2 separate regions of the Homo sapiens genome follow, and region 1 is linked to region 2. Evidence: chromatin loops called from intact Hi-C (ENCODE). Cell type or tissue: endothelial cell of umbilical vein. All regions are shown on one strand. Links, peaks and the distances in the headings refer to the core of each region. The heading gives the core; the rest is flanking DNA.

Region 1 (5,392 bases), core at 210-5,209, 330 kb after region 2:
GTTCTGGAAATCTAATAATATACAGCAATGTGACTATAGTTAATCATACTGCATTTGTATACTTGAAATTTGCTAAGACAGTAGATCTTAAAGTTCTCATTATAAAAAAAAATGTTAACTGTGAGGGGATGGATGCTAGTGAATTGTAAGAATCATTTTATAATGTATACATGTACCAAAACATCACATTGTACACTGTAATTGTATAATATTTATATTGCCAATTACACCTCAATAAAGATGAGAAAAAAGTCAGTTGAAAAAAATAAATGTGGGCCGGGTGCGGTGGCTCACTCCTGTAATCCCAGCACTTTTGGGAAGCTGAGGTGGGCAGATCATGAGGTCAGGAGATCGAGACCATCCTGGCTAACACGGTGAAACCCCGTCTCTACTAAAAAAATACAAAACTTAGCTGGCCGTGGTGGTGGGTGCCTGTAGTCCCAGCTACTTGGGCGGCTGAGGCAGGAGAATGGTGTGAACCTGGGAGGTGGAGCTTGCAGTGAGTCGAGATTGTGCCACTGCACTCCAGCCTGGGCGACAGAGCGAGACTCTGTCTCAAAAAAAAGAAAAAAAAAAAAGAAACGTGAAGAAATAGTATATGAAATACCAAATTCAGGATAGTGGTTCTCTCTGTTGGTCATGGTTGAGGAGAATTTGTATTATATTAGGGAGGAGTGCCCAGGACACATCAAATATATAGAAAATGTTTTATTTCTAAATGTGAGTTTCTTTATTTTTTATATTTCTCCTTATTTTAAATATTTGAGAAAAAATTATAAACATTCAATAAAAACATAACAGATTAAAAAATCTAGATCCATTTTTTTAGCCTTTTTAGGCTACTATAACAAAATACCATAGCTATTTCTCACAGCTCTGGAAGCTAGAAAGTCCAGCATCAAGATGCCAGCTAATTTGGTGTCTGGTGAGGCCCTCCTTTTTGATTCATAAACAGCCATATTCTCACTGTGTCTTCCCATGGCCACAGTAGTGAGAAAGCTCTCTGAGGTCTTTTATTCAGCATAATAATGTGCTGTACAGGTTTGTAGCCTCGGAGCAATAGGCTATACCCTATAACCTAGGTACACAGTAGATTATCTCATCTAGGTTTGTGTAAATACATTTTATGACGTTCACAAGAACTAAGGGCACTTATCCCAATCACAAGTGCTCTGCCCTCATGACCTAATCCCCTTCTAAAGCTGCCACCACCTAAGACCATCACACTGATGATTAGGTTTTAACATCTGAATTTGGGGGCACACAAACATTCAGACCACAGCACCTCTAATTAAATAATTTTTTCCTAAGGGGACAAAAAGAAGTAATAATCAAGAGTGCTGTCTGGGCATGGTGGTTCACGTCTGTAATCTCAGCACTTTGGGAGGCTGAGGTGGGTGGATCACCTGATGTCAGGAGTTCAAGACCAGCCTGGTCAACGTGGGGAAACCCCATCTCTACTAAAAATACAAAAATTAGCCAGGTGTGGTGGTGGGCGCCTGTAATCTCAGCTACTTGGGAGGCTGAGGCAGGAGAATCACTTGAACCTGAGAGGTAGAGGTTGCAGTGAGCCGAGATTGTGCCATTGCACTCCAGCCTGGGCAACAAGAGTAAAACTCCATCTCAAAAAAAAAGAAAAAAAAAAAGAAAAACCAAAAAAAAAGAGTACTATACACTGTTAAGAAATTACATTAAATAAGATGTAAAATATAATGATTATTCATTTATATGTAGGTCCTTTGTGAATGTTACTAGTGCTGCTTTGGTACCATGATACACACATATACATATATGATTAGTACATAAGAATGAATATATGTGTATAAATACACATGCAAGTATATTTTTACAATTTTTTCTTCAGAGGTTATATTATACATTTTACTTTATAGTTATTTTTTCTAAATTATTTAGTAAACATTTTTACTGTTTACTGTGTTATTCTAATCCTGACTCTCTATAACCGTGGATAAATTACTTAATATCTCCATATCCAGTTCTTTTGACTTCTCAAATCAAGTTACTGAGAGTACTTTTTTCATAAGATTAAACAAGGATTTATAAATCTTGTATTACTCTTGATCTCATTAGCCTATTTTTTCTTTGTAACTCATCACGATTAGATATTATTGTATTTATTTATGTATATTTCATAAAAATAGTTTTAAGATTTTTAAATGCTTAGAATTAAAATAACTGGTGCCAGAATGGGTGTGGTAGTAAAAACCACTGATTCCTGGGGTCAGTGTCCTCCTGTGTGACCTTGAGCATGTTACTCAAGTAACTCTCTGTGAGTCATTTCCTCATCTGTAAAGTGCAAATAATAATTATTGTATTAATATACATCACCTAAAATATTTTTGTTCATTTTTCACTTAGAATGCTTTTGAACTCATTTTTGTTACTGGATAAACCATCTTAACAGTTTTTTGGTACATACTCTGTACTCTCATTATCAGTTTATGAGGGTAGTCATTTTTCTGCATTTTCAGGCCAATATATAACATTGTCATTTATGTAAAAACATTTTAAATTTTGGAAATCTTTTAGGTATCTTTTTCTTTTAGCTTCTTTATTCCTGAGTAAATTTTATTTTAACACACATTTATTGGGTCTTTAATATTTTCTTTTGCAAATCTATTTACTATATATGCTCCACATACTTTCTATTGGAATACAGAATTTTTTCTTTTGATTGTGAGAACTCTTCATGAAATAATAACATTGACTTTTTTATGTCATTTATGTTGCCAATGTTTCCACCTTTTGTCATTTATCATTTTATTAAAAATATTATTATGTTTATGCATATTTTTGACTCAAATGTTATAATTTGTATAGTAAAATTTTTAAATTATCTTCTCTTTTGTAAGGATAGGCCTTCTTCAATTTAAGGTTATCAAGATCTATGTATATTTTCTCCTAATACATTTTAAACTTTCTATGTTGGAACAATTTTGACTTACAAAAAGTTACAAAATAATATGAAGAATTCCCAGCCTCCTTGAATGTTAGCATTTTATTACACTTGCTTTATTTTTTCTCTCTATTTCAATTAAGCATGATTTCTAATGCTTTTATTGTCTGGCTTTTTTCATTAAAATTTTAATCTATATAGTTTATTTTCTTATATGGTATAAATTAAATGCCTAACTTCATTTTTCTTTTTCAATCATTAGCAACTTGTTCCAAAACTATCTTTAAATAATTCATCTCCAAATTTGCATGGCCACATTAACCAAATATAAAAATTGTATATTCTTTCATATTTGTTCCACGATTTTGTGTTCTGATTTATTTATCTGACTATTTTGACAACAAAATTGCACACTTTTAATTATTTTTGTTCAATAGGACAGCACCCCCTTATTACTTACCTTCAGAATTATCTACACTATTCTTATATATTTAATCTGTTAAACAAATTTTAGAATTATTTTTTCAGTTCAATTTATCCAAAAGAATATGCTACTAATGTTTTTATTAACATTATATTAAATGAATACATAAATTTTGGGGAAATTTATATAGTGACATTATTGTATGTTCATCTTCAGGAATGTGATAAATCTTTTCCATTCAAATTATGAGGACTTCATTCCCACGTTTGGAAACAAATTGAGGTTCTGTTTTTACTCAATTCTGAAGAGGCTGGCCCAGAAGATTTCTCAGTGAAAGAAAATACTGAATATTTCCTCCTTCTGCCTAGTCCTCAATCCCTCCTTCATGTTTATATTTTTCCAGTCTGAATCCCACCCTTTTATTCTTATAGCCAACTTGCTTGTTCTGGAAGATTTCCAGTGTCTCTTCCCTTCCTTGTCTACTCTGTTGAAGAGAAGCATAACTTGAAGTTATTTGTTAAGGGTATGATTAATTTGTAAGTAACCTATTATGACATGGCATAAAGAAAAACTCATTAAATATGACACATTATATCATATATAGTTAGGAAATAACCAGGCTTTGACTTGACCAATAAACACATAGCTTGATTAAGGTACTATTTTTTTCCATGCTCAGTAAATTTAACAATTGTAAATTATTGCCAGTGAAACAACTAATTAATTTGGTCCAAACAATGAAATGCACCGATAACACCTCAATTAACCTTCTTTATTTCATTCATTAGTAAGATTTGGAAATGTGTGCTTTCTATATTTATTAAATTCATGGTACACATGTTAGAATTGGCCTGTAAAGGTTATTTATGAGTGTGTATGTTTGTTCTTCATCCCTAGAAGAACTGTAAAATCCATCACAAGAGCTGTCCCCACTTGTTTACTTGTATCCTTAATATTTGATGCACACAAGACTCTCAGGAGATGCTGTGAATTACTACAATGTAGACTTGCTGTTTGTTCAGCTTCGCCATTAAATCTGACTCCAAGGCTTGATGCAGATTGAAGTGTCAACTTCAATGCACCCAGGATTTTGGTTTTATTCAGATACAATGAGACCAACAGGAGATATTTGCCACTGAAAAGATATTAGGGGCTGGGCGTGGTGGTTCACACCTATAATCCCAGCATTTTGGGAGGCTAAGGTGGGCAGATCACTTGAGGTCAGGAGTTTGAGACCAGCCTAGCCAACATGGCGAAATGCTGTCACGACTAAAAATATAAAAATTTGCTGGGTGTGGTGGGCACGTACCTGTAATCCCAGCTACTCAGGAGGCTGAGGCAGGAGAATCGCTTGAACCTGGGAGGTGGAGGTTGCAGTGAGCTGAGATCTTGCCACTGCACTCCAGCCTGGGTGACAGAACAAGACTCCATCTCAAAAAAAAAAAAAAAAAAAGAAAAAAGAAAAGACGTTAGGTTGGTGCAAAGGTAATTGCAGTACTGCCAACGGTGAAAACTGCAGTTACCTTTGCACCAACCTAATAGTTTATTACTCACAGTTCTCAAGAGGAGAGAGGTAGACTGCACCAAGCAGACCCACAGGAGAGAACACCAAGGCTGGTCATAGGCACAGTGAGGGAAACGGCAAATAAAGGCTTTAGTAAGGTTCATAGGAAAGAATAGGAGAGATAGGCTAAGGAATCCAAGTTAGCATTGCCTTGTTTAAATAATTTTAGTGGGCTTTGGAGTATAGCATGGTTGTCTGAGGCCTGAACCTTGGGCAATTAGGGTGAGGGTTGGTACTCATGACGGGGGTTTGGGCTTGAGATTAGTTCACGTATCAAAGGCATGCTCCAGGGATACTTCTTTGCTGTCTCTAGGAATTTGCAAGCCTTGGCCTCAAGGCCCCAGATGTCAACACATCAGATACAGAAACTATTTAATAGAAAACATGGTTAATGCAGTTGGCAAACTGGAATTATCCTTTTTTAAACATTTGCAGGCAAGGCAATTTATATACAGATGAAGTTGTTGAGAATTCTAGACTCTGAAAA
Region 2 (5,392 bases), core at 167-5,166:
TCCGATGGGAGGTAATTTAGTCATGGGGTGTTTTCTCAAGTTCTTCTCATGATAGTGAGTTCTCACAAGATCTGATGGTTTTATAAGGGGCTTTCCCCCCTTTTGATCAACACTTCTTGTTGCCACCCTGTGAAGAAGGATGTGTTTGCTTCCCCTTCTGCCATGATTGTAAGTTTCCTGAGGCCTCCCAAGCCATGCTGAACTTAAGTCAATTGAACCTCTTTCCTTTATAAATTACCCAGTCTTGGGTATGTCTTTACTAGCAGCATGAGAACAGACTAATATACTATCAATGAAACATATGAAGTTGTAAGTATGACTGGGTTGATAAGAAATGCTACTAGTTTAGTTACCAAGGAAGAGGAAGAGTCACAGTACTGCATCATGGTTGGATCCATATAGCTTGGACCCAACATGTGAAAGATTCTTACCCCAATGGAGCAGAATAAAACTGGTTCCTTGAGTACTGTTTGACAGAGACACATAGGATAAGATGCTTCGTTTAAGAGTATAGGGTGAACCAAATAAACAAAAACCTTCCTCAGGGTTTATGAGAAGGCAGGAATCCAATTGTTTGCAAACTATATTGCAGGGAAATGAAGCCTCTGTAAAGCTTGTATTTAGGTGAACTTTGAACTTTTGCCAATGCAAAGAATAAGCACTATTTGCAAATCCCCAGAAGGCACTGAAGGCACCAAGCAACAATTCAAACACAGAACAGCATGGATTAGACATCATGGGAACAGACAACTGTGGAGCCTCATAGGAAGAGTCATCCAGACCTGGCCAAACCTGAGACAATTCCTTCTGTCACTTGGATTTAGGGATTCTCTCAAAATCTTTAAAGAAGAGAATCTGGAAAAAAAATGTTTTTAAAGAAACATTTACGTGGTGTTTATAAGTATACTATTAGCCTTTCAAGTTGTAATTATTTAATCTTTAAATCAACTATATGAGATGCTATCAGTTCTATTTATAGATTAAAAAACTGAGGCATAATTTGCCCAAGACAACAGAGCAAGCAACAACAGAACTAGGCCTAAAAATCAGGCAGTCTGTTGACACACAGAATTACCATATGACCTAGTAGTTCCACTTCTAGGTACATGTCCAAGATAAGTGAAAACGTGTCCACATAAAAACTTGTACACTAATGTTTATAGCAGCAGTATTCATAATAGCCAAAAGGTAGAAATAACCCAAATGTCCACCAACAGATGAATGGATCAACAGAATGTAGTATATATATACAATGGAATATTATTCAGCCATGAAAAAGAATGAAGTGCCAATACATATTACATACTACAGCATGGATAAACCTTGAAAATATTATATCAAGTGAAAGAAGCCAGTCAGAAAAGACCACATATTGTATGATTCCATTCATATACAATGTCCAAGATAGGCAAATCTATGAAGATAGAAAATAGATTGGTGGTTTCTTGTAAGTAGGGAGGTGATAGCTAAGGGGGAAACAAGATCTCAAAAAAAAAGTCAGGATCTGGATCAAGAGTCTGTGCTCTCAATTTCTGGGCTATGCCCATCTTTCTTGATCACAGAAGCCTACTGACTAGGACTTCTTGCTGTATATATTCACATACTATAAAATACATGTGGTTTTGGTATTCATATGGGGGCAAAGTCAGGTAAAAAGTATCCTTAAGGTAAAAGGTTAAAAAGAAGCCTGGCTTAATGAGACTCAATCGTAAATGGATGAGTAACAGGTTCTATGAAGTTTTAGCATCTATTTGCTATGACTATTCATGTACCCTTCTCTTTTTATAGAAAAGGTCTTCTATTCTCTCATTGCTACTGAACATCACAGAAAAAGCTATAATAAAGTGTCAGGGTAAAATTCCAGAACAGGTCCATCACATTGCTGCTCTGTTGAACTAAGTAACCTTTTAGTCAAATAAAACTCCAAACTTAATTGCTCAAGGAAGCAACGTTAAAATTCTGAGAAAAATGTCAGCTAAGTAAATGGGACCCAGATACTTGAAAGCTGAAAAGCCAAAAACTTATTTTTCTTGCCTTTGCAAAAACAAAACAAAAATAAAAACTATTATTTCTGAAATTGGCTAACAAATAAATCAAGTAGATATGAAAAAGGGCCCCTGTTGGCCTCTGCTGATAAGTACTAAGTAAATTGGAGATTGGAGGCCCACACTAAGGCCTGGGCCTAGCATATGTAAACTTTTTTAAATTACTAAGGCACATGGCTCTTTGAAGATAATAGTCTCAGGTTATAAGTAACCTTCTCATCATTACTAGACTCTGCTTTAACTCGCCTGGAATTCATACAAGTAGCTATCAATCAAAAATGGCAATTTGCAAAGTCATGCACTTTCTCTTTATCAATGTTTTCTAAGAAAAGCATTTTGTTCCCCAGGACTCAATTCCAAATTCTCAAAAAGCTTATATTTGAAAACTTAATTACACCTATGGCAATAATAATAATTTTAAAAAGTGCCCACAATTATAGATTCCTCAATAAGCAAGTCCACAAATTTTCCTTTTATTTTACCCACCAGAGGGTGCTACTTCCTTACATTTCCTAAAGATGTGGCCTGGCTTCTGAAGGAAATTTTTATATTGTTTTAAGTACCCTGTGTTGATATTCAAATTGGCAACTTTCTGTTATTCAAGACTCTGTAATGCAATAGGAATTTTGTAATTGGACACCTGTCAGCGGTAGTTACAGAGCTAGTTGCAACACACTCAGATGTTTAAAGTCACTCTTGTGTATTTAAGCCAGAAGTAAGGTCAAGTGATTACAGGTCAGTTGTGGTTATAGAAACTATGCAATTATCAGAGCCTCCACCCTTCTACTTGCTCAGTGCTTTATTCTTAATAAGGGAAAGAGTAGGTGTGTTCCTTCATCCCATAAACACTGCTTCATTTAAAGAGAGAGAGAGAGAGATTACCTACAATGATCTTAGAACCATAATTTAGCCCTAAATAAAGACTTATAAAGATCTTGCACTATCCTTTTCAAACCACAAAATGTAAAGCCATCTCTAAAAATGGATAATCATATTATCATGAGCTTAAAAGCAACCTTAGGAAAGACGAAGCTGAAACTAGGAGTGGGACAGGTGGTTGGGTGTGTCAATCACGTTCACGGGGCTGACAGAAACAGATCAAACATGCCATTTACTCCCTTCGTGGCATTCTTGCAATTAAATGAGTGGATAGGACAAGTTCTGACTAATAGAATGTTTGTGGATATAAGTGTGTCCTTTCCAGACTGAGGTAGTGAAAAGTCCATGCAGATTTCTCGTTTCTCTTTCCCTTTAATAGAATACCCAAGGAAGTGGCATATTTAGGATGAAGCAGCTACAAGATGGTGGCAGCTGAGTGACTGTGTGGAACATAAAATTCTGTTACTCTAGAGTATGGTCTAGGGGAGGGAAATAGGAAAGGAAGTAAGAGAAGTAACTGTGATCAGATTAGATAGAGCCTTGAAGGAAATGGGGAGCCATTGAAGAGCTTTGAGCAGAGGAGTGCCATGATCTGACTTAAGATTTTAAGAGAACACTACGCTTGCAACTAGACTGAAGGGGGCAATCATACAAGCAGGGAAACTTGTAAGAGGCTATTAAATAATTCAGGGCATCCACATTTATCAGAGTTCACTGTATATATCAGTAGACTCATTACAAACTCTTTTAGTATTGATAAAGTAATGTCATTTCTCTCTGACGGATTCACATTTAATGTATTTTCCTCTCTTTCTTCTCCTTATGTAAAGACATTATTTCTTTATTGTAGATTTCCCTTTAATTTTCTGGTTAAAATACAATCAGAAAAAAATTAATTTCATAGCTCCTTTTAAGCCAATATTTTCAGTTCCCTACTCTTTTATCAGCAGGCTCATTTTTCTAATCTTTTTGAAAATATAATACTATGGAAGGTATTTTATAAAGGTAATTTATAAATTTATAAAATTATAAAATAAAATTAAATTATAAATTATAAATTTATAATTTCAAAATAAAATTTATTTTGAAATTACACTGAGGCTGGGCACAGTGGCACATGCCTGTAATCCCAGCACTTTGGGAGGCCAAGGGGTGTGAATCTCCTGAGGTCAGGAGTTCAAGACCAGCCTGGGCAACATGGTAAAACCCTGTCTCTACTAAAAATACAAAAAATATATATAAATTTAAATGTTAGCAACATTTTGCTAACATTTTTGTTAATAATTTTTCATTTACTCATTTTGGTTCCATGTTTCTTGTTCTTTTTGTTCTTTTTATCAGATATGTTTTTCTACCAAGGAATGACTGCACTTTAAACAAGGTCTCTTATTTACTTCAATTCTAATATGAATTTTTGTTTGAATACATTATTTGGTACATGAAATCACTATTAACTAAAAATAGAAGTCTTGCCTGGACTTGGTAGCTCACGCCTGTAATCCCAGCCCTTTTGGAGGCTGAGGTGAGCTGATTGCTTGAGCGCAGGAGTTCGAGACCCACCTGGGCAACATGGTGAAACCCCGCCTCTACTAAAAATACAAAGCATCAGCTAGGCATGGTGGTGCGCCTGTAGTTTCAGCTATTGGAGGTGGGGCTGAGGTGGAAGGATCGCTTTAACTGGGTAAGTGGAGGTTGCAGTGAGCCGAGATCGCGCCACTGTACTCCAGCTTGGGCAACAAAGAAAGACTCTGTGTCAATTTTTTTTACTTTATTTATTTTTTTGAGACAGTCTTGCTCTGTCACCCAGGCCGGAGTGCAGTGGCGCGATCTCGGCTCACTGCAAGCTCCACCTCCCGGGTTCACGCCATTCTCCTGCCTCAGCCTCCTGAGTAGCTGGGACTACGGGCACCCGCCACCATGCCCGGCTAATTTTTTGTATTTTTAGTAGAGACGGGGTTTCACCGTGTTAGCCAGGATGGTCTCGATCTCCTGACTTCGTGATCCGCCCACCTCGGCCTCCCAAAATGCTGGGATTACAGGCGTGAGCCACCGTGCCCGGCCTGAAAATTAAAAAAAAAAAAAAAAAAATTAAAAAAAAAGAAGTTTTTCTTTTGATAGCTAAAATATCAAATAAGCATATCATCTTCTATGGTCTAATTAGAATGCAATCACTTCATTTTCTTGCATCTTTAACAATTCCATCTAGTGTAATACCGATTTAAAATCTCAATGTAATTTTTTTCTCTCTTTTTTTTTTGTTTTGTTTTTAGACGCAGTCTAGCTCTGTCACCTAGGCTGGAGTGCAGTGGTCTGATCTCGGCTCAGTGCAACCTCTGCCTCTCGGGTTCAAACGATTCTCGTGCCTCAGCCTCCTGAGTAGCTGGGATTACAGGCACGCGTCACCACGCTGGCTAATTTTTTTTTTGTATTTTTAGCAGAGACGGGGTTTTACCATGTTGCCCAGGCTG

The links. A loop is a pair of places that touch in the nucleus more often than their neighbours do. Peaks named below come from ENCODE experiments on the same cell type or tissue, not always from the same donor. Only the 100,000 strongest peaks of a DNase experiment are listed, where the experiment ranks them.
Region 1: a loop joins it to region 2, with 2.6 times the contacts of the local background. A loop is called at or near these places in 1 of 110 quality-filtered maps.

The regions. Positions count from the first base shown.
Region 1 is chr7:124,122,147-124,127,538 of GRCh38, forward strand. No RefSeq gene overlaps it. Among named protein-coding and RNA genes, the nearest start is that of TMEM229A, 92 kb to the left of the region's middle. In endothelial cell of umbilical vein, for the core only: no CTCF peak of the experiment used is centred there; a DNase peak (open chromatin) is centred at 2,255.
Region 2 is chr7:123,795,484-123,800,875 of GRCh38, forward strand. It overlaps a transcript of HYAL4 not described here. Among named protein-coding and RNA genes, the nearest start is that of HYAL4, 47 kb to the right of the region's middle. RefSeq lists enhancers at 2,482-3,003, 3,004-3,525. In endothelial cell of umbilical vein, for the core only: no CTCF peak of the experiment used is centred there; a DNase peak (open chromatin) is centred at 2,718.